4 separate regions of the Homo sapiens genome follow, and all the other regions are linked to region 4. The links are chromatin loops, found by intact Hi-C in ENCODE. Cell type or tissue: natural killer cell. All regions are shown on one strand.

What was found. Hi-C counts contacts between places; a loop is a spot of excess contacts. Peaks named below come from ENCODE experiments on the same cell type or tissue, not always from the same donor. Only the 100,000 strongest peaks of a DNase experiment are listed, where the experiment ranks them.
Region 1: it touches region 4 in a loop (9-fold over the local background); 11 of 110 quality-filtered maps call a loop at or near these places.
Region 2: a loop joins it to region 4, with 4 times the contacts of the local background. A loop is called at or near these places in 37 of 110 quality-filtered maps.
Region 3: a loop joins it to region 4, with 14 times the contacts of the local background. A loop is called at or near these places in 32 of 110 quality-filtered maps.

The regions. Positions count from the first base shown.
Region 1 is chr11:72,179,414-72,187,413 of GRCh38, forward strand. The region is part of intron 2 of FOLR1-AS1 (FOLR1 antisense RNA 1); the gene reads right to left. Among named protein-coding and RNA genes, the nearest start is that of FOLR1, 8.7 kb to the right of the region's middle. In natural killer cell, CTCF peaks have their summits at 4,181 (motif pointing left) and 4,383; a DNase peak (open chromatin) is centred at 4,188.
Region 2 is chr11:72,086,588-72,094,587 of GRCh38, forward strand. LRTOMT (leucine rich transmembrane and O-methyltransferase domain containing) reads left to right here. Exons shown (of 9, transcript NM_001145310.4): 2 at 1,710-1,793; 3 at 2,442-2,578; 4 at 6,909-7,114. LRRC51 (leucine rich repeat containing 51) reads left to right here. Exons shown (of 6, transcript NM_145309.6): 2 at 1,710-1,793; 3 at 2,442-2,578; 4 at 6,909-7,114. The coding sequence starts at 2,497. Among named protein-coding and RNA genes, the nearest start is that of LRTOMT, 9.7 kb to the left of the region's middle. RefSeq lists an enhancer at 4,612-4,771. In natural killer cell, CTCF peaks have their summits at 4,837 (motif pointing left) and 5,039; a DNase peak (open chromatin) is centred at 4,874.
Region 3 is chr11:72,140,155-72,148,154 of GRCh38, forward strand. No RefSeq gene overlaps it. Among named protein-coding and RNA genes, the nearest start is that of FOLR3, 8.4 kb to the left of the region's middle. RefSeq lists silencers at 2,302-2,502, 6,537-6,737. In natural killer cell, CTCF peaks have their summits at 4,053 (motif pointing left) and 4,257; a DNase peak (open chromatin) is centred at 4,027.
Region 4 is chr11:71,974,611-71,982,610 of GRCh38, forward strand. The region is part of intron 3 of RNF121 (ring finger protein 121); the gene reads left to right. Among named protein-coding and RNA genes, the nearest start is that of IL18BP, 20 kb to the right of the region's middle. RefSeq lists an enhancer at 3,451-3,550. In natural killer cell, a CTCF peak has its summit at 3,341 (motif pointing right); a DNase peak (open chromatin) is centred at 3,311; H3K27ac peaks cover 287 bases.

The DNA of each region.
Region 1 (8,000 bases), 200 kb after region 4:
ATCCAGCACTTTGAGATTCTGAGGCAGGAGAATCTCTCGACCCCAGGAGCTCAAGATCAGCCTGGGCAACATGGTGAAACCCCATCTCTACAAAAAACTAAAAAAATCAGCTGGGCATGGTGGTGTGTGCCTATAGTCCCAACTACCAGGGAAGCTGAGGTGAGAGAATCACTTGAGCCCTGAGAGGTTGAGGCTACAATGAGCTGTGATTGTGCCACTGCACTCCAGCCTGTGCGACAGAGCGAGACCTTGTCTCAAAAAAAAAAAAAAAAAAACAGAGAGAGAGAGTGCCTGTTTCTCCACAACCTTGTCAACACAGTATGCCATCAAACTTTGGTTTTCTGCTCATCTTACAGGTGGGGAAAAGGGCAGCTCAGTCCAGTTTTCATCTGCCATTGTTCTGAGATCTTTCCATGTTGACCTATTGAGATGTTAAATTACTAGGTAATAATCCATTCTATGTGTACATCACACTGAATTCAGTCACATACTGATGGGCATTGGAAGGAATGGGGTTCTTTTATGATCTTGACATTGCTGAAAGCCACAGGCCAGTTATTTGGTAGAATACTGCTCCATTTGGGTTTGTTTCCTCATGATTCACTGAGGTTACACATTTTGGGCACGAATACCCTACACAGTTATTCCATGCATCGTAACAGGAGGCACGTGGTGAGGGGTTTGCCCATTCCTGGTGAGGTTAACTTTGATCTTTTGGTTGAGATCATGTCTCCCAGGTTTCTCCACTACACTTTCCCCTTTGTAAGTAATAAATATGTTGTAGGGAGAGACTGGGGACTATAGATACTCTATTCATCAGCACACTTCCACCTACATGTTCCACTGTCTGATGGACCTTTTTTAAAAAAGTAAAAACAAAACCGAAATGTGTCTTATTATGTTACAGCTCTTTCACCAATCTTTCAATGCTTTCCAGTGGTATCAACTGTAAAAACTAAACTTCTTCAAATTAGCACAGAAGACCATGCCCCTCCTTTGAGCCCTCAAGCCAAATCTTCCCCACACCACCCCATAAATGAGCTCCAGTCACACTTCTCATGTTGGGGGTCTTTGCTCCAGCAACTCCTCTGCGTGCCTGAAATGTTTTTCATTAATCCTCTGCAGACTGACCTGTTGTGGCCACTTAGATGATAACCTACAATTCCCCCCTAAAATGACTTCTGACCACTCAGCCTAAAGAAGCCACCCAGCCAGCTGATTTCTCATCACATCATTCTGTGCCCTTGCGTGGATTTTTGTCTACTGTGTTTGTTGTCAGCCTTTCTCCTAACAAAACATACTCTCCCCAAAGCAGGGCTGTGTCTGTGTCATTTTATGCTATATCCCCAGAGTCTGGGTCAGTGCCTGGCACCGAGAATGTGCTCAGTAAGTTAAGGAATCGCTGCATCCATTCTGTCAGTCAACAAGTCCTTCTGAGCATCCAGTTCACTGGCCCATGCTGGTCTCAGCCAACAGAAAGGGAATTGAGTTCCTTGCAAGGTCTGGTGGGGACAGACAGTTCTGAGAACCAGTGACTCTTAGAACAAGGAGATGAGGCTTTCACAGAGGGAAGCACAGAGTGTGGTGTTATTCTGCTGAAGCCCAAAGAGGTCAGGGAAGGCTTCCAAAGGAGTGTTTGCCAAGCACAAAACAGCACGGGGAATGGCATTCCGTGGACAGGTCTCAGCAAGTGCAAAGGCTTAGAGGTAATAGAAGTGCGAGCAGAATTCCAGGGTGGCTGAGAGAGAAGTTATGTGGGGAGTGGGCAGCGGTTAAGGCCAAAGAAGAAACACTGGATCTGCATTCCTTAGGACGGTGCCCTGTGGGCCCCTCACAGAGCTTCTCTCCTGCAACTGCTAGGTGAAAGAAGGCAGGCTTAGAATCGGACTGAGATCAGTAGTTTCTGCAGCTGGGAAGATGAGTGAGGTGAGATTGCATGTGTGATAGGCTGGCACTCAGGGAAGACCTCAGGGTTCTCTCCTCCCCACTCTGAGGCCCCTCTCCTGCTTCCTGAAGCCCAGAGTCTCCACCTCTGTGAGCCAAACACCTTCCTGTTATCTGCCTGGTCCTAGGGCAGCCTTCGGGTTGGGGTTAGAAGGAATGCCAATGGTTAACCTTGTGGTATTAAGCTTCCAGCTCAGGCAGATACTCTCTGGACTGGTTCAAGCTGACTGCCTGACTGTCCCTCCCTGCTGGCCCTAGCACCCAGACTCCAGATAGGCGCACCACCTCATCCTTCAGAGCAGGGCTCTGAGACTCCACAAGTGGTGAGGACTTACCAGAGGAACTGAACTTGACCTCCAACCCAACCTTCCATTTGCTGGTATTATTCTGAAGCCCTCATGGCCTAGGGAACTGCCTCAGGTAGCAGGTCTCACTCCTGCAGTGGAGGGGCCATAAAGTTCAGTTCATGATCAGCCCCCAAGCCATGGGCAGTGGATGAGAGGGCAGGAGCTCCATCTAGAGGAGCTCCCGTGTTCAGGCGTTCCTAGACACCTGCCTGCCCTTCTCCCATCAGCACTGGGGTATAAAGAAGGAAAGAGGCCTGAGGGTTCCAGAGGCCTCTACCTGCTGAGGTCTTAAGAGGACTCAACCCTCTGGGAAATACAAATAAAATCCTCAACCCTCCAAACAACTGAATGGACACCTCTTGGCCAAAGAGACCCCGGAAAAACTTTAAAATCCAAGTTTCCTGGCCGTGATGATAGCTTCCTCACGAACCGTTACCAGGCTTCTTTCCCAAGAGCTAAACAGAAACCAGCCCTGGAAAACCAAGAACAGGAGACTCCTTCACTGATTTCGATTTCAACCAACTGCCAGATTCCCTTTCCTTACCTGATTTTGACATGACAGCTGATCAGCTTACAAAACATTCCTGGCTGATCAATGACTCCCAACCATGGACCAGTTCTGGCTGGTTTACAGAGGCAGCACACAAAGTGCTTGGGTCCTGTGTTTCCCCTTTTGACATACAGAGGCAAATTTGACTGCATTTTTTTTTTTTTTTTTTGAGATGGAGTCTCACTCTGTTTCCCAGGCTGGAGTACAGCGGCGCGATCTCTGCTCAGTGCAACCTCCGCCTCTTGGGTTCAAGGGATTCTCCTGCCTCAGCCTCCTGAGTAGCTGGGACTACAAGCGCCTGCCACCATGCCCGGCTAATTTTTGTATTTTTAGTAGAGATGGGGTTTCACCATATTGGCCAGGCTGGTCTCGAACTCCTGACCTCAGGTGATCCACCCGCCTCAGCCTCCTGAAGTGCTGGGATTACAGGCATGAGCCACTGCACCCGGTATCAACTGCATTTTAATGTCTCCACTCCAAAGGGAATATGGGACATATGTAATATGTATGTTTGCTTAGTACACATGTGTGCAACTATCACAAATATTCATAGATTCTCCTAAAACCTATTAAATATGTATGTTTAGCCAACTCTTTTAGCATAAAACCCTTGTTCTACCCTCACTCCACTTCCCAGCCTGCACATCATAAGAAATAAAGCTCTCCTAGGCTGGGCGAGGTGGCTCACACCTGTAATCACAGCACTTTGGGAGGCCAAGGCGGGCGGATTGCTTGAGGTCTAGAATTTGAAACCAGCCTGGTCAACATGGTGAAACTCTGTCTCTACTAAATATACAAAAATTAGCAAGGCATGGTGGTGGGCACCTGTAATTCCAGCTACTCGGGAGGCTGAGGCATGAGAATCGCTTCAACCCAGCAGGCGGAGGTTGCAGTGAGATCGTGCCACTGCACTCCAACCTGGGCGATAGAGTGAAACTGTGTCTGAAAAAAAAAAAAGAAAGAAAGAAAAAAAAGGAAAAGAAAAAAGAAAAGAAAGAAAGAAAGCTCTCCTTTCTAAATGTAAAGATCTTGTGATTTTAAGCCAATATAATTGAAGACAAGAGTAGGATCCACAGAGCAGCCCAGGCTCCCCGCAGCGTGAGTGAATGCACTGGTGGCTGGTGGAGCCATTGACAGCTCAGTTGTCTCCCTGACAGCTTTGGGAGGAAGGTGGGTAAGCTCTCCCTGATCTAAGATCTCCTGGTTTTAGGTTGACATTTCAGAGACTTCATTTTTTTTCTCTGATCCTCTCCATCCAGACCCTGCAAGGGCTATCTTTGCTGTGTTGGGTTTCTAGTGGGGGAGGTTGGGGGCAGTTCAGCCTGACTCATCCGGCCCATCAGGTTTGGTGAGGATGCTTGCCCTCTAGTGGCACTCGCAGGGACGTCTTTAAGTAAATGCTGTTATGGGGAACCTAGGTTCTAAGGGGACAGACAGTCCCTGACCAGCTGCCATCAGGAAGTTACATGTTTCGGAATTATGAGAAAAAGTCTTGTGAATATTTGGGATCCTAGAAAAAGCTAACCTGGAACAATTAAAAGCTTTATATGCCAAAATGGAGATCTTTTGACAGAACGTTTGACATGCCTCAATTCGTTTATTAGTAGGCACAATGAGAACAGAGAGAGTTCTAGACCTCTGAGAAGCAATGGGAGGCCCTTTTGTGTGTGTGTGTGTGTGTGTGTGTGTGTGTGTGTGACAGGGTCTCACTCTGTCACGGGGACTAGAGCGTTGTGTACAATCACGGCTCACTGCAGCCTCGACCTCCTGGGCTCAAGCCATCCTCCCACCTTTGCCACCCAAGTAGCTGGGACTACAGTCATGCACCGGCACACCCTGCTAATTTATTTTCAATTTTTAATTTTTTTGTAGAAACAGGGTTTTACCATGTTGCCCAGGCTCGTCTCAAATTCCTGGACTCAAGGAATCCTCCCATGGGAGACCATTTTTAAGTGGTATTATGAGAGTTCTAAACACAGGAATCTCAGATAACCTCCTTAAATGAGATTAATTCAAAACTGAAGGAGTCTAATTCAAAACTTGACCAGCACATTCAAAACTATCTGCCACTATTGAACAGGTAGCTGGAGATACTGCACAAAGCCTTCCAGCCCAACAAAGTCTCTGAATTCCCTGGCTCAAGTAGTAATAGATAATTTAATTGCCTTAGATTTTCTCTTAGCCAAACAGGGAAGAGTCTGTGTGGTGGTCCCTAAGATCTGTGGCACTTACATCAACATTTCAAGTGAAGTAGAAACTATACAGGGCTGGGCCCAGTGGCTCATGCCTGTAGTCCCAGCACTTTGGGAGGCTGGGGCCGGAGGATCGCTTGAACTCAGGAGTTTGAGACCAGCTTGAGCAACATGGGGAAACCCTGTCTCTACAAAAAGTACAAAAATTAACAGGACATGGTAGCACACACCTGTAGTCTCAGCTACTTGGGAGGCTGGGGCAGGAGGATTGCTTGAGCCTGGGAGGCGGAGGTTGCAGTGATCAGAGATCATGCCATTGCACTTCAGCCTGGGAGAGAGAGAAAGACTCTGTCTCAAAAAATAAAAATAAAAAGAGAAAAGAAAGCTGGGCATGGTGGCACACACCTGTAATCCCAGCTATTCAGGAGGCTGAGGCACAATAATTGCTTGAGCCTGGGAGGGGGAGGTTGCAGAGAGTGGAGATTTAAGATTACGCCACTGTATTCCAGCCTGGGTGCCAAGTGAGATTGTCTCAAAAAAGGAAAAGAAATTCATACAGAAATAATTTTCAGCCGGGCATGGTGGCTCACACCTGTAACCCCAGCACTTTGGGAGGCCAAGGGGGGCAGATCACCTGAGGTCAGGCTTTCGAGACCAGCCTGGCCAACATGGTGAAACTTTGTCTCCACTAAAAATACAAAAATTAGCCAGGTGTGGTGGTGCATGCCTGTAATCAGGAGGCTGCATTCAGGAGGCTGAGGCAGGAGAATTGCTTGAACCCGGAGGCGGAGGTTGCAGTGAGCTGAGATTGTGCCACTGCACTCCAGCCTGGGCGACAGAGCGAGACTCCATCTCAAAAAGAAAAAAGAAAAAAAAAAAAGAATTTCCAAACAAGCTAAATGGTTACAAGATGTATGAACTACTGATCCCATCAATTACCTATTTAGTTGGCTTTCTACCACACTGGGAAGTTCCTTTCAAGATGCCATTCAAGTCCTTGTTATAGTAATAGTCTCCATTAACCTTTTCTTCTTAACATTTAATTACCTATAATATGTATAACCAACTGCTGTAAGTCTGCTGCTAAAACCAGAATTATGCTGGCTCAATGCGTAGATCTTATAGACAAGTTAAATTGGTAGCCCTACCTTTTGGCCTTTATGTTGCTTGATAGACCTTAGGGGTTGAGGTCTGCCCACCTCTATTCCTGTCTGGCCAGAGTTCAATTGGCTATAAGTCTCTTGGCCACAAGGGTCCCACCAAAGGACTGGATGGACCTGGAGCAGGCAACCTCACCATCCTGGCAACAACATGATACAAATTTTGCCATTGATGCTGCCTGTGGCTGATCTCAGCTAAAAAGAGGAAATGTGAAATAAAAAGAAAACCCGCCGGGTGCGGTGGCTCACACCTGTAATCCCAACACTTTGGGAGGCCGAGGCAGGTGGATCACCTGAGGTCAGGAGTTCAAGACCAGGTTTGCCAACATGGTGAAACCCTGTCCCTTCTAAATATACAAAAATTAGCCAGGCATGGTGGTGGGTGCCTGTAATCCCAGCTACTCAGGAGGCTGAGCCAGGAGAATCGCTTGAACCTGGGAGGCAGAGGTTGCAGTGAGCCGAGATCACGCCACTGCACTCCAGCCTGGGTGAGAGAGCGAGACTCTGTCTCAGAAAAAAAAAGGAAAAGAAAAGAAAAGAAAATCAAAGCCCCCTCAACTGACTGAACAAACCCATCTTGGCCAAGGAGACCCCACAAAAACTTCAAAATCTAAGTTTCTTGGCTATGATAAGACAGGAGGCTGGTCACACCCCAGTACACCCTCTTCCTTACTGTTACCGACTTTTTTCCTAACAGTTAAGAAGAAACCAGTCCTGGAAAACAGATGGAAGAATCCTGCTGATTTCAACTTCAACCACCTGATGCTGTGGCCAGACGTCCCTCTTTTTTTCGTGTTTTTATTTTGTTTTGTTCTTGTTTTTGTTTTTTTTTTGGAGACAGGGTCTCTTTTTTTTTTTTTTTTTTTGAGACAGGCTCTGTCACCCAGGCTGGAGTGCAATGGCATGATCTCGGCTCATTACAGCCTCTGCCTCCTGGGTTCAAGTGATCTTCCCGCCTCAGTCTCCCAAGTTGCTGGGACTACAGGCACACACCACCATGCCTAGCTAACTTTTGTATTTTTTTGTGGATATGGAGTTCTGCTGTGTTGCCCAGGCTTGTCTCAAACTCCTGGGCTCAAAGGATCCACCTGCCTTAGCCTCCCAAAGTGCTGGGATTACAGGCATGAGCCACTGGGCCCGGCCTCTTTTTGTGATTTTGATATGACAGCTGACCAGCTCACAAAGCATTCCTTCCTGATCAATTCCTATTAACCATGGGGTGGTTCTGGCCAATTTAGAGAGGCGGCACACAAAGTGCCTTTGTGTCCTATGTTTCGCCTTTTGATGTGTACAGCCTAAGTCTGCATTTTTTTTTTTTTTTTTTTGAGACGTAGTCTCGCTCTGTCACCCAGGCTGGAGTGCAGTGGCACCATCTTGGCTCACTGCAAGCTCCACCTCCCGGGTTCATGCCATTCTCCTGCCTCAGCCTCCCGAGTAGCTGGGACTACAGGCACCCGCCACCACACCCGGCTAATTTTTTGTATTTTTAGTAGAGACAGGGTTTCACCATAACACATGTTAGCCAGGATGGTCTCGATCTCCTGACCTCGTGATCCGCCCGCCTCGGCCTCCCAAAGTGCTTGGATTACAGGCGCGAGCCACCATGCCAGGCCTAAGACTGCATTTTAAGGTTAAGTCTTGGCTGGGCATGGTGGCTCACACCTGCAATCCTAGCACCTTGGGAGGCCAAGGTGGGAGGATTGCTTGAGCCTAGGAGTTCGAGACCAGCCTGGGCAATATAGTGAGACCCTGTCTCTCTCTTTTTTTGCGGGGGCGGGGGACGGAGTCTTGCTGTGTTGCCCAGGCT
Region 2 (8,000 bases), 110 kb after region 4:
AGATGCGATACTAGCTCACAGCCTGGGCTACAGCTTAAATGCAGAAGGCTAAAAATTTAACCAGCTTCTTGGGGCTCCATTTTTAATACTAATCCATTCAGAAAATGCAACAGGAGCTGGTGCTACACAAAATCAGAAGTCTTTAGGAACTGCACTGGGTTGCTCTGTCAAGAAAACTAACAGTAAAAATCTGCCCTTAAGTATTTTAAGTTAAAATCCATGTTCAGTGGTGCATAACTCTGGGGTACCAACCCAGTATTTACTTTGAGAAAAGTATCCAATCTTGCTCAAAGGTATCAAATCTGCTGTAGGTGCTGAAGTGGGATGAGCTTCTATCTAAGCTAGGTTCCTCTAGTTCTGTAGTAGACAGCCAGGTTCCTCTATTTTTACAAAAGAATAATGTGTTCTTTGTTGTCTGCCTGTAGATTTAATATCTAAAAGATTCAAGTCTCCCTAATTGACAATCCATGCCCATGGGACCAGTTCATAACAGAATTAAGCTGTGAAGTGACTCAATCTGTCACCTCCCCAAAGCTCAGCTGGTACTGCTATTTTTTCAGAACAAGACATTCATTTTCCTCTAAACCTACTAAACTTGATCCATGTATATGTTAAATTGCCAAAAAAGGAATTTACATGAACTGTATTAGGCTTAAACTGAATTATAAGATATCAGGTCCTTGGTTTTTAACAGAAATTCTTTTTTTTTTTTTTTTTTTTTTTTTTTTCCTGAGACAGGGTCTACAGGGTCTTGCTCTGTCGCCCAGGCTGGAGTGCAGTGGCACAATTATAGCTCACTGCAACCTCCAACTTCTAGGCTCAAGCAATCCAACTGCCTCAGCCTCCCGAGTAATAAATTCCATTTTAAAGTTGTTTGCCAATTTCATTGTCTCTGCAAACTAATTTATCCTTTGAATCCAATGATGAGAACTGCAATCCCAAGGTTTCTCTTTTTGCTTTGGCTGCCAGGAATTTCAGAGCTAAATGTAGGCTTAGATTCTTAAAGTGCCTGGCACATCTCTCTCTTCCTGTAATCTAGTTTCTGATCTTTCTCTTCCATTTTTAACTTTCTAATCTGCACTGTCCAGTATGGTAGCCACTAGTCACGTACATTTGACAGGTAGGCTAGTCCAAATTGGGATGTGCTGTAAGTGTAAAATATCTCAGTAAGTTTTAATATTGATTACATATTGAATGATTTTTTGATATATTGGGTAAAATTAAGTTATTAAAATTAATTTCACCACTTCATTTTACTTATTTTGGCTACTAGAAAATTTTAAATTATATATATGGCTTGCATTTGTGACATTATATTTCTAGTGGATGGCACTATTCTGCAAATCATCTGTTTTATGACTGTGTTATTATTGTAAACCTGAAATCCTTTTGGAAAGCAGGTGAAGTAATACAAATAATAATACAAAGGTGGCAGCAGTGGATGGAATGAGAAAGGGGAGGTCGACTGGGGCAAGTTCTTGTCCTTATCCTTGTCAATTTGTCTTTTGCTTGTGTGATTCACATACAAACCCCTTGGTAAAGTGTGTTGTCAGCTCTCTTCATCCCAGGTGAGTAGTATTCTCATGGCTCTCCCTTGTCTCCAGAAAAACCTCAGCTTTACTTTAGCTAACAAATTGGAAACGATCTGATAAGACAATTCACACCACATTGCAAGTGACTGATAACAACATTGTGTTCATCCCTGTCAGGGAGTATTTCCATTTTAACCGGAAACAATCCCTGAACCCACAGGAATGAATGCCTAATGGTGGAGTTTCAGCCATCAGTGACAGGTGAGTGAGAGGTAGACTCTGGTTTTGTGTGTGTGTATGTTTATATGTGTATGGCTACATTCAGGATAGGGCTGAAAGTAGGGTATTTGGATGGAAAGGTAATGGGGCTGGCAGAGAAGCCAAGCGGAGAAGGTGGCAAATCCCCAGCTGGGCCAGACTGAGAGGGGTGGTGAGACACCAACCAGATGCGGTGCAGGCCCTCAAGGATTTGTTAAGCAATAGAATAGCCCAGTTGATGTCAACAGAGGGTGGGTATCAAGACAGTCTCCACAGTAACTACTGTAGAGTAACAGAAAAGGTCTCAGAGTAGGATTCAGGAGATTATGACTGCAGTCTACAACTGACTCACTGGCTTAACTCTGGGCAAGTCCTTTTACCCCTTGGGTTTCAGTTTCTTCATCTGGCATTTTCCAGACAAAGAAATGGGTGTTCGATTCTCAAATGAGTTCTAAGAGATGTGAAGGTGCTCTGAGAAGTAGAAAGTGCTCTATACATGCAAGGATGCAAGGAAGAGTGATTTCATATCTTAAAATGGAAATACAGCCAGGCAGGCCTAGAGTAGTAGAGGACAGAAAGCAGGGATGGAGGACTATGGGGAAACCTGAAAGCCGGTGTACTTGAAACACTGGTCTTTCTCTGTCCTCCCAGGCTGAACCCAGACTCCCAGGGCACCTGCTTGCACCTTTGAATGATGGCCTGAACTATGAACAAACGGGACTATATGAACACTTCGGTACAGGAGCCCCCTCTTGACTACTCCTTCAGAAGCATCCACGTCATTCAAGGTCAGCCCCCAGAGCACAGTACTCCACTCACTAAGGCAGCAGGCCCAGTGTGGTCCCTAGGAAGAAACCATAATCTACTTAAAAGCCTAAAGAGATTCTTCCCATATGCTTGCAGATGTGTTGTTACTGTCTTTTGGAGGGTAGGGGAGAGTGAGAGGTTTTTTTCTGTCTTTTTGTTTGTTTTGATTTTGCCCCGATACAGCCCCAGGAGATCCTAAGAACATGTGCCCCTGTTTGTTTTTTTTAAGCAGCAAATCTGAAAGGAAACAGGGGGCTATCACAGTAGTTGATCATCTTTAAAAGAAGCCAGGCTACAGCAGGAAAGTCAAGTGGAAGAAAACTGGGAAGCCAGTCTATCAGCCAATAGTTTTATTCTCCTGTTTTTACCTGAAGAGAGGAGGAAAACACAGGCTCCTGTGGAGTCCCAGCAAGTAGGCAAAACCTTTCTCCTCTGTCTGCAGACACAAGCCTAATCTGACTGGCCAAACATGAGGGGTCTTATCTACAAACTGGCATATTTCCAGTTTAAATACTTACTGACAAATTTCTTACACTCATTCCAGCCAAATCCAAGTTTATTCCATCATCACCTACACTTATTGCAGGTTCCAACACTGTCCACACTCGCTCCCATTTTGCCATTCAATGTCTTTGTAAATGGGTAGCTAGTCCCTTCAGGAGGGAACATAGGGAGGCTGTCAGCCATGTCATATTCCCAATGAGTCATCCGTTCTTCCTAGGGAAGTTCTGCCATCCCTGGCTTTTGTTATCTGGTCTTTCATTAAAGCATCAGTCCATCTGTCCTCACAGAATACACGTTAACATCCACTATCTCAGAACTATTATTTGGCTTTAGTCTTCTCTCAGGCAACTGGTAGCCACTGCCTTTAAGCTCGGGAAGCTGGCAAATAGCACCAGTCTTAGATTGGGTTTAGGGTCTACTTGGGTTATCATCAGCCACAGTGGTAACTCACGTTTGTTCTCTCACGAGCACACAGCCACCTGCTGTGATCTTTATTGTGCACTGCATCACTTCTGATGTAATCCATGTTTCACAAGGGGTTTTAGCTGCAATAGTAACTATCTCTAAGACAGGTGCAATGACAGAGGTGGGAAGGAAGTATACCTCCTACCTATCATGGGAATTTCTAACTCTGATGGAGGAGGTGTAGCTCTGCCCTCTATGGAGTCCTCAGAATTGGGAGAGAGACAAGCAGTACCAAGGGTAACTCTACATCACAAAACGTAAATGGTACAGATGGCCCATCCTTCATTCAACCGTTCAATATTTACTGAGCACTTACTAAAAGCATTTATATATGTGTGTGTGTGTGTGCGTCATATGTATATGCCAGGTATTGTGCTCCTTGCTAGGTATGTGAGGCACATCAAAGGCCCAAAAGGTCAGAGTCCCTTCAGATTCCCCAGAGCTTCTGAAACACTTATTTACAGCTGGGGTTAAGGGATACAATAGAGTTTGGGGGTACCTGGCACACTATTTGGTGAATGAATAAATATTACAGAATCTGAAACGGCAGTGCCTTTGGAAGGCATCTAATCTGTGCTACCATCAACCCAGTTCCTCTAACTTTTCACAAACCTAGAGTGTTAAGGAAGTCCCCCACCATATACACCTACCAACACCTTCCAGTTGGTGGTTGAGGGATGACACAGGGAAGTTCAATCAAACTAACTTGTATTCTGACACATGGCAAGAGCTACATGGCAGCCTTTCAGAGAGAGGAAAACAGGAACATAGTTTCCCAGATCTTCCTGGAGCTAAATGCTCCCCAGTTCCCAAAGCATTGATATTTGTGGTCCAGCTTCCAGACCTGCTTTGGCCTACTCTGAACAAGGAACTTTACAGATTCTTAGGCAGTGTAGTGCATTGGTGGAATCTGAGAGGAGCAGCAACCTGTGGCAGCCTGGATATACCACTCCATCCTTGGTAAGAGCAGCTCCAGCCAGCATCAAGTTTTAGGCAACTCTGTCCCACCAGTGATTCCCTCTGAGCTTGGCCTCCACCCCATGCTTGGTGGCATTCCCCAAGCTGCTACCTTATCACATGGGGCACTAGTTCATGTGGGGTTATTTTGACCTTAATTTTGATTCATCTGTGTCATTCTGTTTCAGGGTTCTAAGGAGGTATGGGGAGGGAAGCAGGATTAGGAATTCATGAGCTGGGGTACGCCGTTCCAGTACCCTCCTGCAACCCCAGGCCCCAATTGTGGGTCCTGCTCACTCTAGGATTAAGGCAGAGAGCCATCTGGTGGATGTTGCCTGACCTGCATCTGAGGAGGAGGAGAGGTGGGGGTGGAAGGGCAAAGGGTGTCCTTCCAGTAGAGAGCAGAAGAGAGTGAAGAAAGCTGGCTAGCTTCCGCAAATACTAAATACTTCCTTCCCCAGGGGTGAACTAGGGAACCAAAGGCTTAGCAGCAATGGGAACTGGACCTCATTTTGAAAAAGTGGGAGTGAGGCTTTGGGGTGTTCCATACACCGGGGTTCTAACATAATCCTATTCCCTATTCTCTCTCCTCCTCAGCCAAACTTTCTGAGGATGTTGTTTATGCTAACTGCTTATATCCATTCACTCTTTTTTTGGTAGAGACGGGGTTTCATGATGTTGCCCAGGCTGGTCTCAAACGCCTAGGCTCAAGCAATCCTCCTGTCTTGGCCTCCCAAAGTGCTGGGATTACAGGCATGAAACCAGCCTCCATTCACTCTTGAACTCACTCACTTCAATCTGGCTTCTGCCTCCAGGCCCTTGCCATTCCACTGAAGCAGCCCTTACCAAGGTTACCAGGGACTTCTAAGTTGCCAAAATTACTTTTCAGTCCTTACCTCCCTGGAACTTACTACTATAAACTATTTACTCCCTGAACATCTTTAAACTGTCCTCTCCTGATTTTCCCTGATCATTTAACTTCTCTAATGGATTCTTCTTCCTCCCTGACCTTCCTCCCTACCCTCACTCTCCCTGAGGAATCTCATCTCTTTCCCTAACTTGTATGCCTTCTATGCTAATGATTCTCAAGTCTGTGTCTCCTGAGCTTCCGACCTTCATCTCCAACTGCCTACTTGACTTCTCCACCTTTTTGTACAGGAACCTCAAATACACCAAAGCTAAGCCTGAACTCATCACATTCCCAATGCTATTTCTTCTTCTGTAATTCCTTACCAGTTAATACAACTGGCAACCACCCTTTAATATTCTTCTACCTTTACATCCAGTCAACCAAATTATGTTGATTGTAGGGCCCTCTCATGTCTTGCTTGGATGACTCAAACAGCCAAATTGGTCATTTGGTCCAACTCACTCCCTAAAATCCATATTCCACACTGACACTTAAGAGTGATCTTTCTGAAATAAAAGATTTGAATCATTTGCTTTAAACACTCCAGTGCCTTCCCATTACACACAGGGTAAAGCCCAAGATCCTTAGCCTGACATTTGAGACTTTTGACTGGATTCCTGCCTCCTTTTCCTCTCTGTCCCCCTTGTGCAGTGCGTGCAAGCACTTGTGCAGGCACACAAACCCGCCCCAGACTCCCTGGCTGTTCTGTACCTCTATACCTTTCTTCATGCTGTTCCCTGCCTGTTTACCCTTCTTTGCCTGATAAACATCCCCTAATCCATGGAGATTCAGCTCAGGCTTCACCTTCCCTGGGAAACTTCCCTGAGCTCCCATACTGGGTCAATAGCCTCTCTTCTGTGCTGCTACAACTATTATATAGCACTTATCACACCATGTTGCCAGCTTGCTCCCATCTTGCCCATATAAGCTCCTCCAAGGCACAAATGTCTGCTCTCTGCCCTATTATTCATACAAAGTCTGGAACAGACTGTCTCTCATTTTGTTTATCACTGTATATCCAGTACCTGGCATACTGTAGGTACTCAACATTCATGGAAAGAGAGACAGGATATCAAAGTGTATTCCACTGAAGTGAATTCTATAGGCTTTACCAGTAGTTAATTCAGGATTTTGTGCTATCATCTACTCAGCTCAAGCCCAACAATTCTGGTTCTTAGTTTTCCTCAACCCCACACTGGTTTGGTATAAAAAAGACCCAGTGGTACAGTGGACATGAGAAGTCCATGTGACCTGGAAAGCCAAGAGCTTGAGATAGAAGTCTCTGGCCCTTAGTCTAAACTTACTGATTGCTGGAAGCTGTGGGACAGGGTTGCACTAGACTCAGGCACAGGGCTATGGCCCTTCCAGACCCTCCAGCTACAGCCTGGATGGCTAATCTTTCCAGCTCTGTCCCTTCCCACCCCCTAAAGCCAAAAAAGCAAAGATGATACCCAAGTCTCACTTTGTCCCCACAGATCTGGTAAATGAGGAGCCAAGGACAGGACTACGACCACTGAAGCGTTCAAAGTCGGGGAAATCACTGACCCAGTCCCTGTGGCTGAATAACAATGTTCTCAATGATCTGAGAGACTTCAACCAGGTGGCTTCACAGCTGTTGGAGCACCCAGAGAACCTGGCCTGGATCGACCTGTCCTTTAATGACCTGACTTCCATTGACCCTGTGAGTTCCTAACAGTAGGAATCCAGTCAGGGGAGCCTGAAGCCACTTTGTTCAGCCCCCAACCTCTCCACTCCTACATGTTATCAAGGAAGTAATGAGGCAGCATGGTACAGTCCAAAGCACAAGGCTAGGGGGCCAGACAGATAGATGTAGGTTCAAATCCTGGGTTTGCCTCTTACTGACTGTGACTTTGAGCAAGCTACCTAACCTCTCAAAACTGCAGCCTCCCTGTCGGAAAAATGGGGATAATATGCCAGTATCATAAAGGTTTTGTGAGGATTGAATGAAAATACATGAAAACCACCGGGCACAGCGGCTCACGCCTGTAATCCCAGCACTTTGGGAGGCCGAGGTGGGTGGATCACAAGGTCAAGAGAGATCAAGACCATCCTGGCCAACATGGTGAAACCCCGCCTCTACTAAAAATACAAAAAATTAGCTGGGCGTGGTGGCGGGCGCCTGTAGTCCCAGCTACTCGGGAGGCTGAGGCAGGAGAATCACTTGAACCCAGGAGGCAGAGGTTGCAGTGAGCCGAGATTGCGCCACTGTACTCCAGCCTGGCAACAGAGTGAGACTCCGTCTCAAAAAAAAAAAAAAAGAAAAGAAAATACATGAAAACCAACAAACAACTGGTACATCAGAGGCTGAAGTAAAATTCTAACTGTCACTGCGCACCCACTGTGACCTGTGCTGGGTTCTCCTGTGGAAGAGGTAGTCAATAAAGTACAGCACTTACTTTCTGTGAACTCAGATTCAAGTTTTAAGAAATAAAGTTTGGCCTTTTCTAGTCCAAGATCCCTAAGAGGGGAAAGGAGCTGGAGCATGACTTGGACACTATTCCCCTGGTGTGGTGATCTCAATTTAACCAGTATTTTAAAAGCTTCTT
Region 3 (8,000 bases), 170 kb after region 4:
GATGAGTTATTGGGCTTCAAGTTGGGAAGAGAGTTTCTTTAGTGATGTGGGCTGGGTGGAGATATTGGTGGGGAGGAGGGTCTTGATGAACACTTGCCTTGTTTCCATTTATTTATTTATTTATTTATTTATTTATTTATTTATTTGCGACAGGAATCTTGATATATTGCCCAGGCTGGTCTTGAACTCCTGTGCCCAGACAATACTCCCTCCTTGGCCTCCCAGAGTGCTGGGATTATAGGCATGAGTCACTGTACCTGACCTGCTTTTTAAAAAAAAATGACAACTAATGTTGCAATTAACAATCTTTTACTTAGTGGAATGTTATACTTAAATTCCAGAAAGGATTATTGGGTCAAGAGTACATATAATTTTGAGAGTTACAACTTTATGGGGGTTGTATCAATGTGCCTCCCCCACCAGCAAAGTATGAGAGTGCCTCTTTCTCCACTGGGTGTGATGGCTCATGTCTGTGATCCCAGCAGTTTGGGAGGCTGAGGCAGGAGAATCTCTTGAGCCCAGGAGTTCAATATCAGCCTGGGCAACATGGTGAAACCCCAACTCTACAAAAAACTAAAAAATCAGCTGGGCATGGTGGTGTGTGCCTGTAGTCCCAACTACTAGGGAGGCTGAGGTGAGAGAATCGCTTGACTCCCAGCAGGCTGCGGTTACAGTAAGCTATGATCATGCCACTGCACTCCAGCCTGGGCAACAGGGCAAGACATTGTCTCAAAAAAAAAAAAAAAAAAAGAGAGAGAGAGAGAGTGCCTGTTTCTCCACAACCTTGTCAACCCACTATGCCATTAAACTTTGGTTTTCTGCTCATCTTACAGGTGGGGAAAGGGCAGCTCAGTGCAGTTTTCATCTGCCATTGTTCTGAGATCTTTCCATATTGACCTATTGATATGTTAAATTACCAGGTAGTAATCCATTCTAGGTGTACATTACATTGAATTCAGTCTCCTACTGATGGGCATTGGAAGGAATGGGGTTCTTTTATGATCCTGACATTGCTGAAAGCCACAGGCCAGTTATTTAGTAGAATACTCCTCCATTTGGGTTTGTCTGTTTCCTCATGATTCATTGAGGTTATGCGTTTTGGGCACAAATACCCTACATGGTTATCCCGTGCATCATAATGGGAGGCATGTGGTGTGGGGTTTGCTCATTCCTGGTGACGTTAACTTTGATCTTTTTCTTGAGATTGTGTCTGCCAGGTTTCTCCACTACACTTTCCCCTTTGTAACTAGCAAATATGTTGTAGAGAGAGACTGGAGAACTAGAGATACTCTATTCATCAGCACACTTCCACCTATATGTTCTAGTAGCTGATGGACCTTAAACATGTCTTACTATGTTACAGCTCTTTCACCAACCCTTCAATACTTTTCAGTGGTATCAACTGTAAAAACCAAACTTCTTCACAATAGCACAGAAGACCATGCCCCTCCTTTGAGCCCTCAAGCCAAATCTCTCCCACACCACCCCATAAATGAGCTCCAGTCACATTTCTCATGTTGGGGGTCTTTGCTCCAGCAACTCTTTCTCTGCATGCCTGAAATGTTCTTCATTAATCCTCTGCAGCCTAGCACTTTGTGGCCACTTAGATCACAACCTACAATCCCCCCCTAAAATGACTTCTGACCACTCAAACTGACAAACCCACCCAGCTGATTTCTCATCACACTACTCTATGTCCTTGTGCAGATTTTTATCTACTGTGTTTGTTGTCAGCCTTTTCCCTAACAAAACATACTCTCCCGAAAGCAGGGTTGTGTCTGTGTCATTTTATGCTACATCCCCAGGGTCTGGGTCAGTGCCTGGCACCGAGAATGTGCTCAGTAAGTTAAGGAATCGCTGCATCCATTCTGTCAGTCAACAATTCCTTCTGAGCATCCAGTCCACTGGCCCATGCTGGTCTCAGCCAACAGAAAGGGAATTGAGTTCCTTGCAAGGTCTGGTGGGGACAGACAGTTCTGAGAACCAGTGACTCTTAGAACAAGGAGATGAGGCTTTCACAGAGGGAAGCACAGAGTGTGGTATTATTCTGCTGAAGCCCAAAGAGGTCAGGGAAGGATTCCAAAGGAGTAATGTTTGCCAAGCACAAAACAGCACAGGGAATGGCATTCCATGGACAGGTCTCAGCAAGTGCAAAGGCTTAGAGGTAATAGAAGTGCAAGCAGAATTCCAGGGTGGCTAAGAGAGGTTGTGTGGGGAATGGGCAGCAGTTAAGGCCAAAGAAGAAACACTGGATCTGCATTCCTTAGGACGGTGCCCTGTGGGCCCCTCACAGAGCTTCTCTCCTGCAACTGCTAGGTATAAGAAGGCAGGCTTAGAATCGGACTGAGATCAGTAGTTTCTGCAGCTGGGAAGATGAGTGAGGTGAGATTGCATGTGTGATAGGCTGGCACTCAGGGAAGACCTCAGGGTTCTCTCCTCCCCACTCTGAGGCCCCTCTCCTGCTTCCTGAAGCCCAGAGTCTCCACCTCTGTGAGCCAAACACCTTCCTGTTATCTGCCTGGTCCTAGGGTAGCCTTCGGGTTGGGGTTAGAAGGAATGCCAATGGTTAACCTTGTGGTATTAAGCTTCCAGCTCAGGCAGATACTCTCTGGACTGGTTCAAGCTGACTGCCTGACTGTCCCTCCCTGCTGGCCCTAGCACCCAGACTCCAGATAGGCACACCACCTCACCCTTCAGAGCAGGGCTCTGAGACTCCACAAGTGGTGAGGACTTACCAGAGGAACTGAACTTGACCTCCAACCCAACCTTCCATTTGCTGGTATTATTCTGAAGCCCTCATGGCCCAGGGGCCTGCCTCAGGTAGCAGGTCTCACTCCTGCAGTGGAGGGGCCATAAAGTTCAGTTCATGATCAGCCCCCAAGCCAGGGGCAGCGGATGACAGGGCAGGAGTTCCATCTAGAGGAGCTCCTGTGTTCAGGCGTTCCTAGACACCTGCCTGCCCTTCTCCCATCAGCACTGGGGTATAAAGAAGGAAAGAGGCCTGAGGTTTCCAGAGGCCTCTACCTGCTGAGGTCTTAAGAGGACTCAACCCTCTGGGAAATACAAATAAAATCCTCAACCCTCCAAACAACTGAATGGACACCTCTTGGCCAAAGAGACCCCGGAAAAACTTTAAAATCCAAGTTTCCTGGCCGTGATGATAGGTCACTCACACCTCAGCACACCTGCTTCCTCACGAACCGTTACCAGGCTTCTTTCCCAAGAGCTAAACAGAAACCAGCCCTGAAAACCAAGAACAGGAGACTCCTTCACTGATTTCAATTTCAACCAATTCCGAGACTCCCTTCCCTTTCCTGATTTTGACATGACAGCTGATCAGCTTACAAAACATTCCTGGCTGATCAATGACTCTCAACCATGGACCAGTTCTGGCTGGTTTACAGAGGCAGCACACAAAGTGCTTTGGGTCCTGTGTTTCACATTTTGACATACAGAGCCTAATTCAACTGCATTTTAATGTCTCCACCCCGAAGTGAATATGGGACATATTTAACATGTTTTATTGGTACACATGTGTGCAACTCTCATGAATATTCATAAATCCTCTTAAAACTTATTAAATATATATGTTTAGCCAACTGATTTAGTGTAAAACCCCTGTCCCTTCAATTCCTAGCTTGTAGGTTGCAACCCATCAAAAGAAATAAAGCTCTCTTTTCCAAATGTAAAGATCTTATGATTTTAAGCCAATATAATTGAAGACAAGAGTAGGATCCATGGAGCAGCCCAGGTTCCCCCAGCCTAAGTGAATGCACAGGTGCCAGGTGGAGCCATTGACAGCTCATTTGTCTCCCTGACAGCTTTGGGAGGAAGGTGGGTAAGCTCTCCCCGATCTAAGATCTCTCACTTTTGAATTGAGATCTCGAGGACTTCATTTTTTTACCCTGATCCCCTCCATCCGGACCCTGCAAGTGCCATCTTTGTTGGTCCCAGGTTTCTAGATGGGGAGGTTGGGGGCAGTTAAGCCTGACTCATCCGGCGCATCAGCCCATCAGGTTTGGTGAGGATGCTTGCCCTCTAGTGGCACACGAAGGAATGTCTTATGCTTTTCTGGGGAATCTAGATTCTAAGGAGACAGTCCCAGACCAGCTGCCATCAGGAACATGCATGTTTCAGAATTATGAGAAAAAGTCTTGTGAATATTTTGGATCCTGGAAAAAAGCTAACCTGGAACAATATAAAGATTTATAGGCCAAAATGGAGAACTTTTGGCAGAATGTCTGACATGCCTAAATTAGTTTATTTGCATGCACAATAGGGTTCAGGACCTCTCAGAAGCAATGGGAGGTCTTTTTTTTTTTTTTTTTTTTGAGACAGAGTCTCACTCTGTCATGGGGAGTGGAGTGGAGTGGCACGAACATGGCTCACTGCAGCCTCGACCTCCCAGGCTCAATCATCCTCCCACCTCTGCCTCTCAAGTAGCTGGGATTATAGGCATGCACCACCACACCCCACTAATTTCTTTATTTTCAATTTTTAATTTTTTATAGACCATGCTGGTCTCAAATTCCTGGACTCAAGGAATCCTCCCACGGGAGACCATTTTTCAGTGTTATTATGAGAGCTCTAAACACAGTTGGGAGTCTCAGATAACCTCCTTAAATGAGACTAATTCAAAACTGAAGGAGTCTAATTCAAAACTTGACCAGCATATTCAAACCTATCTGCCACTATTGGACAGGTAGCTGAAGACACTGCAAAAAGCCTTATAGCCCAACAAATTGAATTCCCTGGCTCAAGTAGTAATAGATAATTTAATTGCTTCAGATTTTCTTTTACCCAAACAAGGAAGAGTCTGTGCAGTGGCCCATAACACCTGTTGCACTTACATCAACACTTCAGGTGAAGTAGAAACTCATATAGGGTTGGGCACAGTGGCTCACACCTATAATCCCAGCACTTTGGGAGGCTGGGGAGGGAGGATTGCTTGAGCTCAGGAGTTTGAGACCAGCCTGAGCAACATGGTGAAACCCTATCTCTACAAAAACTGCAAAAATTAACCAGGCATGGTGGCACATGCCTGTAATCCCAGCTATTTGGGAGGCTGAGGCAAGAGGATCACTTGGGCCTGGGAGGCATAGGTTGCAGTTAGCCTAGATCACGCAATTGCATTCCAAACTGATAAAGCAAGACTCTGTCTCAAAAAAAAAAAAAGAAGAAAAACTCATACAGAAAGAATTTCCAAACAAGCTAAATGATTACAAGAAATAAAACTACTGATCCTATCAATGATCTGTTCAGTTGGCTTTCTACCAAACAGAAATTCCTTTCAAGATGCTATTGAAGGCTGGGCGTGGCGGCTCATGCCTGTAATCCCAACACTCTGGGAGGCTGAGGCGGGTGGATCATCTGAGGTCAGGAGTTTGTGACCAGCTTGGCCAACATGGTGAAACCCCGTCTCTACTGAAAAATACAAAAAATTAGCTGGGTGTGGTGGCGACACCTGTAATCCCAGCTACTTGGGAGGCTGAGGCAGGAGAATCGCTTGAACCTGCTAGGCGGAGATTGCAGTGAACCGAGATCACGCCACTGCACTCCAGCCTGGGTGAGAGTGAGACTCCATCTCAAAAAAAAAAAAAAAAAAAAAAGGTGCTATTGAAGTTTTTGTTATAATTATAGTCTCCATCAAACTTTTCTTCATAACATTTAAATTACTTATAATATGGGACAGGCATGGGGGCTCAAGCCTGTAATCCCAGCACTTTGGGAGGTGGGCAGATCATTTGAGGTCAGGAGTTCAAGACCAGCTTGGCCAACATGGCGAAACACTGTCTTTACTAAAAATACAAAAATTAGCCGGGCATGGTGGCATGTGCCTGTAATCCTAGCTACTCGGGAGGCTGAGGCAGGAGAATTGCTTGAACCTGGGAGGCGGAGGTTGCAGTGAGCCGAGATCACACCACTGCACTCCAGCCTCGGCAACAGAGGGATACTCTATCTAAAAAGTAAATATAAATAAATAAATAACTTATAATATGTATAACCAACTGCTGTAAGTCTGCTGCTAAAACCAGAATTATGCTGGCTCAATGCATAGAACTTATAGACAAGTTAAATTGGTAGCCCTACCTTTTGGCCTTTATATTGCTTGATAGACCTTAGGGGTTGATGAGTACCTGCCCACCTCTATTTCTGTCTGGCCAAGATGTTCAATTGGCTGTAAGTCTCTTGGCCACAAGGGTCCCACCAAGGGACTGGATGGATCTGGAGCAGGTAGCCTCAGCATCCTGGCAACGACATGGTACAAACAATTTGGCCATTGATGCTGACTGTGGCAGATCTTGGCTAAAAGGAAGAAATGTGGAATAAAAAGAAAATCCAAAGACCCCTCAACTGACTGAACAAACCCCTCTTGGCCAAGGAGACCCCAGAAAAACTTTAAAATCTAGGTTTCCTGGCTATGATAAGACAGGAGGCTGGTCACACCTCAGTATACCCTCTTCCTTACTGTTACCAGGCTTTTTTCCTAAGAGTTAAGCAGAATCCTGTCCTGGAAAACAGAGAATGGAAGACTCCTCCGCTGACTTCAGCTTCAACTGCCTGATGCCATGGCCAGACTTCACTCTCTTTTTGTGATTTGACACGACAGCTGACCAGCTCACAAAGCTATCCTTCCTGATCAGTTCCTGTTAACCATGGGCTGGTTCTGGCTGGTTTACAGAGGCTGCACACAAAGTGCCTTTGTGTCCTATGTTTCACCTTTTGATGTGTATGGCCTAAGTCTGCATTTTAATGTTAAGTCTCAGCTGGGTATGGTGGCTCAATGCCTGCAATCCTAGCACTTTGGGAGGCCAAGGCAAGAGGATTGCTTGAGCCTAGGAGTTCAAGACCAGCCTAGGCAACATGGTGAGACCTTGTCTCTATTTTTTTAATTAAAAACAAAATACAAATATAAAAATAATTACTGTTAACTCTCCACCCCAAAGTGAACACAGGATGTATGTAACATGTATGTTTGCTTAGTATACATGCATGTGACTCCCTTTCATGAATATTCATAGCTCCTCCTATAACTTATTAATAAGTATACTAGCTAACCTATTTAGCATAAAACTCCTGTCCCACCTCTCCTCCCTCAAAGTGCCTGCTTTCCATCTCAGCCAGAGGCTCCACTTCCCAGCCTGCAGGTTACAACACAATATTAGTAAAAGTGTTCTTTCCAAGTGTATACATCTGGTGATTTTAAGTTGATACTTCCCAGGTTGTCCAAGATTCAGGTACAGCTCACTATTGCAGGATACAAGCTGGGATCTCCTGGGAGTTGGTCTCTTTGCAAATCGTATTATCTCTGTATCACCTTTTATGAAATCCTAAAAGAATTTAAATCTGAAACATGTGACTCCAAAGATTTTGAATAAGGAATTGTGAACCCATGGTAAACTCCTGGCTTAAGGGTGTCCAATTTTTTGGCTTCCCTGGGTCACATTGGAAGAATAAGAAAGTTTAAGAAAGTCTGTGAATTTGTTTTGGGGCACATTCAAAGCTGTCCTGGCCACATGAGGCCTGAGGGCTATAGGTTGGACAAGCTTCTAGCTGGCTATTTCTGCATTTTGTCCAAATCCATCTTTTAATTATTATCATTATTATTATTATTATTTGAGACGGAGTCTCGCTCTGTCACCCAGGCTGGAGTGCAGTGGCGCGATCTCAGCTCACTGCAAGCTCTCCCTCCCGGGTTCACGCCATTCTCCTGCCTCAGCCTCCCGAGTAGCTGGGACTACAGGCGCCTGCCACCACGCCCGGCTAATTATTTTGTATTTTTAGTAGAGAAGGGGTTTCACCGTGTTAGCCAGGATGGTCTTGGTCTCCTGACCTCGTGATCTGCCCACCTCGGCCTCCCAAAGTGCTGGGATTACAGGTGTGAGCCACCGCGTCCAGCTGAAACATAATTTTTCTCTTTTTGGTTTCACATTTTTACTAAAGACAAATCATGGTAAGACTGATTTGCTTTATTATACTTGGCCTGATTATTTGTGTAA
Region 4 (8,000 bases):
AGTGTTCTTTCTGTAGGTTCCTCTCAAAGGCTTCAGGAAATTTTTGTCAATTTCTGCCATAGTCAGAAGTTTTTAATCCTCTTGAGTTTCCTTATTTAACGACTTTTGCCCAAGTCCTTTCCTTGGATCTCAGGTACTTTCTCAACCTCCTCTTAAGTCTCTTCATCATCTTGCCTCCCCAGCCTCTCCAGATTTCCCCACAAACTCAGTGAATGATGATTGGTAGGCAGCTTAAGAGACAGAAAATCTGGATTGGAAACCTAGCCCAAACCAGACTTGCCTTTTGGCTTCTGCGTAGCTCAGTTTTCATCATCTATTCAGAGTCTAACATTACTCTTTAGCTCCTTCAGGGATGTTAGGGGAAGGGATAAGTTTATGCCTGGAAAAGTATCCATCCTATTTTTGAAGTTCTCCAGGGAGAAGCTTTCATCATCTGTGTCTACTACCAAATATAGTATCTCTTCACATCTCTACCTCCTGAACTGCTTTCCCTCCTGGAACCGGTGAGTGGCAAAATCTCCTACCTGGAAATCTTTAAAGTACTGTAGATTTTTCTTAGACCAAGATATTAGGATTACTAGAATGTGGAATTAGAGAATTCTGACTAAGGTGGTAAGGGGTTGTAATTCACTTTCTATGAGAAGGAAAAACTTCTATCTTCAGAATATAACAAAAACTTGTAGCTGTGGTATCTTTATCAGCCTCCTTTGAGTCTCATCTACCTCTTTAGGCTCATTTCTCACACCTTCCTCAAATACTAGTTGTCTTTTCTCAAGTATACCATGTCCCCTCATCCTGGAACACCCATCATGATGCCTTTTTCTATCTGGACCTATTGGCCATCAAGACAGAGATCAAAGGATGCTTCCTTCAGGCAGCCTTCCTTGGAGGGGGGTGGGTTCTCCACTTTGAGTGGAGTGCCTCTCCTCTGTATTTTCTTGGTCACCAGCCCTTACTCCATTAAAGCACTTAATTGTGGTTATTTGTTTCTCCTCAGTAGACTTGTGTTCTTCAGGAGATTTTGGTTTTCATCTCTGAATTCCCCAGTCATTAGCATGGCATCCAGTAAGTGCTCAGTAAATGTTTATTAAATGACTGCTTGACTGACTCGTTTGCTTGAAGTGGAAAAGATGGGAAAGAAGACATAGTTCTAGGTATTAGAAGAGTAGTCATAAGAAACATGGAGTAAGTTTACTTTGTGCTCCTCTGAAAGATAAGAGTTGGACCCAGAGACAGAAGTGACACAAAGGCAGATTTTTCAGGTCAGCATCAGGAAAGAGCTGTCTAGCAAATATATTCGTATTGGAGTGGCCTGACTTATGTGGTAAGGATTACTATGTGTAGGTGTGATAGGAGGGAAACAACTCCAACCGTGTTTCTGCCTTGTAGAGTGTCCAGTAATGTGTAGTGTCTCACTAGGTCATAGAAACTACACTGAATATGTCTGTTTATTGGGCCTCTGGATGACTCTTCAGATATCATTTATCTGAAGCCTTCTTGTAGTCTTCTCCAGGCTTAATATCCTGGTGTCTTCAGTTGTTCCTTATGTGATTTGGTTTCCAGGCCTTTTATTATAATCCTAGCTGCTCTCTTATGGCCTGCTGTCTTATGGCCATGCTTATTTGTTAGTGTTCTTTGTATAGTGTGGCCCCAAGCCCTGATCCTAGGGTCCCAGAGATACTTTAACAGAGCAGAGAACAGTAGACCTGCTGCCCCCTCCATTCTGGGTATATTCTTTTTTTTTTTTTTTTTTTTTTTTTTTTGAGATGGAGTCTCGCTGTGTCGCCCGGGCTGGAGTGCAGTGGCACAATCTCGGCTCACGGCAACCTCCGCCTCCCGGGTTCAAGCGATTCTCCTGCCTCAGCTTCCCGAGTAGCTGGGACTGCAGGTGTGCGCCACTATGCCCAGCTAATTTTTGTATTTTTAGTAGAGACGGGGTTTTACCATGTTGGTTGGCCAGTATGGTCTCGATCTCTTGACCTCGTGATCTGCCTGCCTCGGCCTCCCAAAGTGCTGGGGTTACAGGCGTGAGCCACGGCACCTGGCCCATTCTGGGTATATTCTTAGTTAAGCAGGGTTGTCTTGGCTGTGTTGGCAGCAGCCCTGTTGGCATATATTCCCTGGCAATTTGTGGTCAACTGAAACCCCTAAGCCTGTTTCATGTGAGCTACTATTAAGCCATTCCTTCCCCATTCTATACTTTGGTAGTTAGGTTTCATTTTGTGGTTTTGATTCTTCATTTCAGCTTATTAGCTCATGGAATGTTAGGGCTAAAAGAACCCTAGAAATAAACTTTTTTCATTTTGATCTTATTTCTTCTATTTTCCATGTTCACTGCCTCCCTTTCCCTCCCCACAAGCTTTGTGCTGTCCACAGTTGGGAGGTTCTTTGTGTTTTCTTCCAAATCATTTATGAAAATATTGAGCAGAGCCATGGAGCATGTCCCAGAAACCTACCTCCAGTTGACTGCAGTCTATTTCTCAGCCTATTTTCAAGCTGATTGTTCTATTAGCTGTGGATCTCTACCTTTATTCTACTACTTGGGCTTATAGTTTCATTTCATCCACTATATTGCTTTTCAGCCAGGTATGGTGGGAGGGTGATCCCTAGCTTACAACATGAGGGGATGCAGAGGTGGTAAGATGAGAATCCTGAAAGTCAAAAGTGCCAAGCACCTGTGGACTGGAAAGGCACCTGATGCACAGGGAAAGATATGATCTATTTTCATGAATTCTAGTTTCTCTGAGATGAAAGGGATCTGGAGGTTGTCTTATTAGAAATAATTGTCAGGTAGTGTTGATTCCATCTCTACCAACACACCTTCTACTGATGGTTCCAGCTCTCAGTTAAGAGGCAATCCGTTTAAATGTGGACTAGCTCTTACTGTTAGCATCTAACATCGTCATCTCAACTGTTTTAGCCTTGTGGAGGGATAAGCGGGATATTGCTATTCTTGTCCCTCAGTAAATGTTTGCTGAACGAATCCATGAGTTAGTTTCAGGCTAGTCTTCAGCTTTGTATTTGCACATTCAGGGAGAGAAGGATGAATGGCTTTTGTGTTTCTCCTTCTACCTGGCCAAACCCATTCCTCCTTTAGAATCATCCAGAGCTCTGCCTCTTCCAGGAAGTTTTCCTGACAGCTCCTGCCTCATCTTTCCACTGAATTCCCATGTCCGTACTTGATGCTTTGTACTGGCCACCTAATTCATGTGTTTATATCGCATTAGCCAAGTCCTGGAGGGCCAAGGCTTTCATGCTTTCCACAGCATCAGGCACAAGTGTGCAAATTAGTGAACCAAATGTGTCTCCATAAATGTTGCCACGAGATGGCACTAGAGGCCCTGCAATTGTTCTGCATAACTTTTAGCCATTTATATGCCTTCCTTAATGAAGTTTAAACATATTTACCAAGCAAAATGCCAATAAATTCTAAAGTAGAAACTGAAAAAAATTTTTTGTATTTTTTTTTTTTAAGAGGTGGGGTTTCACCGTGTTGCCCAGGCTGGTCTCAAGCTCCTGGGCTCAAGCGATCCATCTGCCTCAGCCCCCCAATGTGCTCGAATTACAGGAGTGAGCCACCATGCCCGGCCTACAGTAGAAATTTTAAACCAAATAAAGAAACCAGGTAACTTCCCCTTTTATCACATGGTAGACTGTTCTGTTCACTCAGCTCCTCTGCCTTGCCCCTCCCCAGGAACTGGGTCCTTCCACCAGCAGCTGCTTTCTAGGCCCCAAGCAGAAGTTGGCTTTCACTCCCTAATGGAGATGGCCTGGGGACCTGAAAATGGCCTCAAATCCTTGGTTTGTGTCTTCTGATAATTTATTTTTCCTAGAAAGGACAATTAAACATTAATAAGAAATTGCTTATAACCTTATCACTTTTCATATGTCAGTTATTTTGGTTGCCTCATTCTGGTCTTTGCTCCTTTGTATGTGTGACTTAATGCATTTTTAATCATGCAAAAGCCATAATAAGAGCTCTCATTTACTGAGCGCTTATTATGAATTATGCATCACACTTGTTTTATACATATTACTTCCATTTAAATATAAGAACTATTATATCAAATGCTTGTATTTACTACACTGCTTATAACAAGTGCTGACATTATTAGGCACTGTTGTAAGTGCTTTCCATGCCTTAACTCATTTAACCCATACAACCTTCTGAGAATAGATACTGTTAACCCCATTTTACCATAGTTTAGAGAACTGAAGCTTTTCAGAGTTAAACGATCTGCCTAAGTTAACGCAGTAATTAGCTGTATTGGGATTCATATTTAGATAGCTTTAATTCTAAAATTTCTGATCATTTCAGTGTATCATTTCATTTTGTTCATTCTTTAATGATTCCTATTTGGACTTCTAGAAATGGTCTGAAGGCTAACAGAATCATTGAAATTAGGGTTTGATTTAGATCTTTTTCCTGCAGCTAGCCTGGTAACTCCTAGAGGACTAGAGGTCATGTTTATTTCTGTACTCCTTTTCCCATTAAATGCAAAATTAATACTTAATGGTTGAATGAGTGAGTGGGTGAACACTGCCTCTACTCTCCTAGGAAGTCTGGGATACAGAGCTAGTTGATAGAAACTTAGCCTGTTAGAACTTGAAGTGGTTTGAAAAATCAAGCCAATCCCTTCCTCCAAGAAAGGACGGAGGACCTCCTTAGGGTGACCTATTGAGTTGGAGGCAGAATGGAACTAGAACTCCGGTTTACTGGGCTTCTACTCCACCATCTGGTTTCAGAAAGCCTAATCCTGTCTCTAAATTCCCTTCTGTCTCCCCTTTTCTCCCTTTCTCTCTCTCCTCTTGTTCTCTCTTTTTTTCTCACACACAGTCTTTTTCTTTCTCTCGATGTGACTTGATATAGCTTTACGTACTTGATGTATATCTCTAGATGTAGTTTTTTCATCCTAAAATTTCAAGCCCAAAAACTACAAAACAAAGCAAGATTTTTCATTCCTCATGCCCCGACTTACTCCTAATTGTGTCTTTGTCCAACTCAGAATAGAATCCAGGATCTCTGCTTCTCTCCTCACCCAGAATGTACAGAGCTGCAGCTCATGTAGAGAAAATTACCTTGATTCACATTCCTCCTCAGAACATGCTATTGATGATTGGTGGAAAGTGGGAAAGAGGATCTTAGCGCAGGCTGGTTGTTTTAATGCAACAGCCAAGTTTTTGAAAAACTGGCAGGAGAACAGGAGTTTCTGTTTTTTTCTCAGAGAGAACAAATGTGACCAGACTATGTGATTTAATTATTCTCTGGGCCTACTGTTTTGTAAACAGCCCCATGAGCCTGTTAAAGCGAATAGCATGAAGACCAAAACCTTCCAGCCCTTCTTTCCATATGCCACCCTTTTAGTTTCATGAGTTGGGTTGCGTTTTCCCCAAATTTAAATAATCTGCAGTTGTTTGTTGTGATGTCTTTTCCTGGTGCTCCTAGTGTCTCCTAGAAAATGACACCTGGGGCATTATTTGGGTAGCCATTTGTTAGTACATCCTGGTGCTTCCACACTTTTTATGTAAGGTCAGACTGTTTTAGAATGCTTCATTCAGAGAGTCAGTTGTGGGTTCCTATGTAGTGAATTGTTATTGAGGCTTCAAGGCTCATGGACCAGCAGCCAGTACCCTCGGGTACACAGAATGGGAACCTCTAAAGCAAAGTGGTTCTGCTTACCCTTTTCTCTGTTCTGTTCTGTTCTCTTCTCACTGTTTCTTTTTTCCTGTAAAATGACACTTTTTTTTTTTTAAGATGGAGTCTAACACTCTGTCACCTAGGCTGGAGTGCGATGGCGCGATCTCAGCTTGCCGCAACCTCCACCTCCCGGATTCAAGCGATTCTCCTGCCTCAGCCTCCCAAGTAGCTGGGATTATGGGTGCCCGCCACCATGCCTGGCTAATTTTTGTATTTTTAGTAGAGACGGGGTTTCACCATGTTGGCCAGGCTGGTCTTAAACTCCTGACCTAAGGTGATCTACCTGCCTTGGCCTCCCAAAGTGCTGGGATTACAGGTGTGAGTCACCACGCCTGGCCATCTAAGGCTTTTTCTTGCCACAGAGAAATCTATAAGAGAATGGTAGCTACAGACAACTAAACACTAAAACTGCTCTAAGCTGCACTACCTATTATGGTAGCCATCAGTCCCATGTGGCTGCTGACTACTTGAAATGTAGCTAGTCTGTTGTAAATGTAAAATAGATATTTGATTTCAAAGCCTTAGTACCAAAAAAAGTAAGCCATTTCATAAATAATTTTAATCTTGAATACATATTGAGATATTTTGTATGTATTGGAATAAATAAAATATATCATTGAAATGAAAACCTGTTTCTTCTTACCTTTTTAAAAATGTAACTAGAAGATTTTAAACTATGTTTGTGACTTGCATGATATTTCGTTTGGATAGCACTGGTCTAGAAATCCCTAAGAGTAAATACTTTCTTTTTTTTTTTTGAGATGGAGTCTTGCTCTGTCACCCAGGCTGGAGTGCAGTGGTGTGATCTCGGCTCCCTGCAAGCTCCACCTCTTGGGTTCACACCATTCTCCTGCCTCAGCCTCCTGAGTAGCTGGGACTACAGGTGCCTGCCACCACACCCGGCTAATTTTTTTTGTATTTTTAGTAGAGACAGGGTTTCACTGTGTTAGCCAGGATGGTCTCAATCTCCTGACCTTGTGATCCACCCACCTCAGCCTCCCAAAGTGCTGGGATTACAAGTGTGAGCCACCACGGCCAGCCGAGTAAATACTTTCTTAGTTTGCTATAGAATGCCAGGAAACTAGCCGCTCTTTCCTCTCTATATCTCTCTTTTTGTTGTTGTTTTTTTTAAAAATATTCTTTGATTTTGTTGATGGCATCAGGAAGAAAACCTCCATTATGTATTATTTGCTATCTTTTTTTATACCTGCTACTCACTGGAGAAGGATGACATCTAGTGACAGAAGGGTGGTTGAGGAGGGAGTTAGGAGGCATTGGAGAGAAGACTAGCGATGACTTCAAATTTCTGTCTTAGAGTTAGAATTGTTTTATGCCTTTAAAAAACTTCAGCTAACAAGTCTGAGGGAAGGCTCTGAAGGAGGGAGAGTAAAACAGGCACTCTTTAAAACAGAAATGTGCCTCTCTCTGAGGGAGTCCTACTCTAGTTTTACTTTCCTCTTACTTATCGGAATTTATTGAGGACATATCATATGCCAACAGTTTTCTAGTTTAGAGGAAGTGGGAATATGGCCCAGTCACTACCCACAAGGAGCTTACATACAGGTAGAGAATGAATTCAAGCCCAGCCGCATACTCTAGATAAGCACTATAATAATGTTAGAAAAGAAAATGCGTTTGGAGCACTAGAAAGCACTTTCTGCCTGGAAAGGAGACTAGACGGAAGGCTTCGTGTGTCTTGGATGTGATATTGTCAGGCAGAAAGGCAGGCAGGTGGGAAGGACAACCTGATGGGGACAACCTGACTTAAAGGCCTGGGGAGTGGTAGATGGCCCTCGAAATAGTAGGTCGGGGCCATACCATGGGGGATTTGACAGCCTAGCTAAGAATGTTGGATCCTCTCTACTAAAAACACAAAAATTAGCCACACGTGGTGGCACGCGCCTGTAATCCCAGCTACTTGGGAGGCTGAGGCAAGAGAATCGCTTAAACCTGGGAGGCAGAGGCTACAGTGAGCCAGGATCACACCGTTACACTCCAACCTGGGCAACAGAGCAAGACTCCATCTCAAAAAAAAAAAAAAAAAAAGGAATGTTGGATCCTATCCTTTGACTGTTTAAGGGTTTTAAGCAGAGAAATGACATGGTGAAGATTTCGTGTTCGAGATACCATTCTGGCACTCCTCAAAAGGATGGACACTGAATGCAGGGAGACTAAGAAAGAGCTCATTGCAGTCAGCCAGCCAAGTGGTAGCAAGAGCTCAAATGGAAAGGAAAGAATATATCCAAGAGATAGTTGAGTGAGGGATGAAAGGGAGGAGGAGTCAAATATGGTCCTAAGTCTC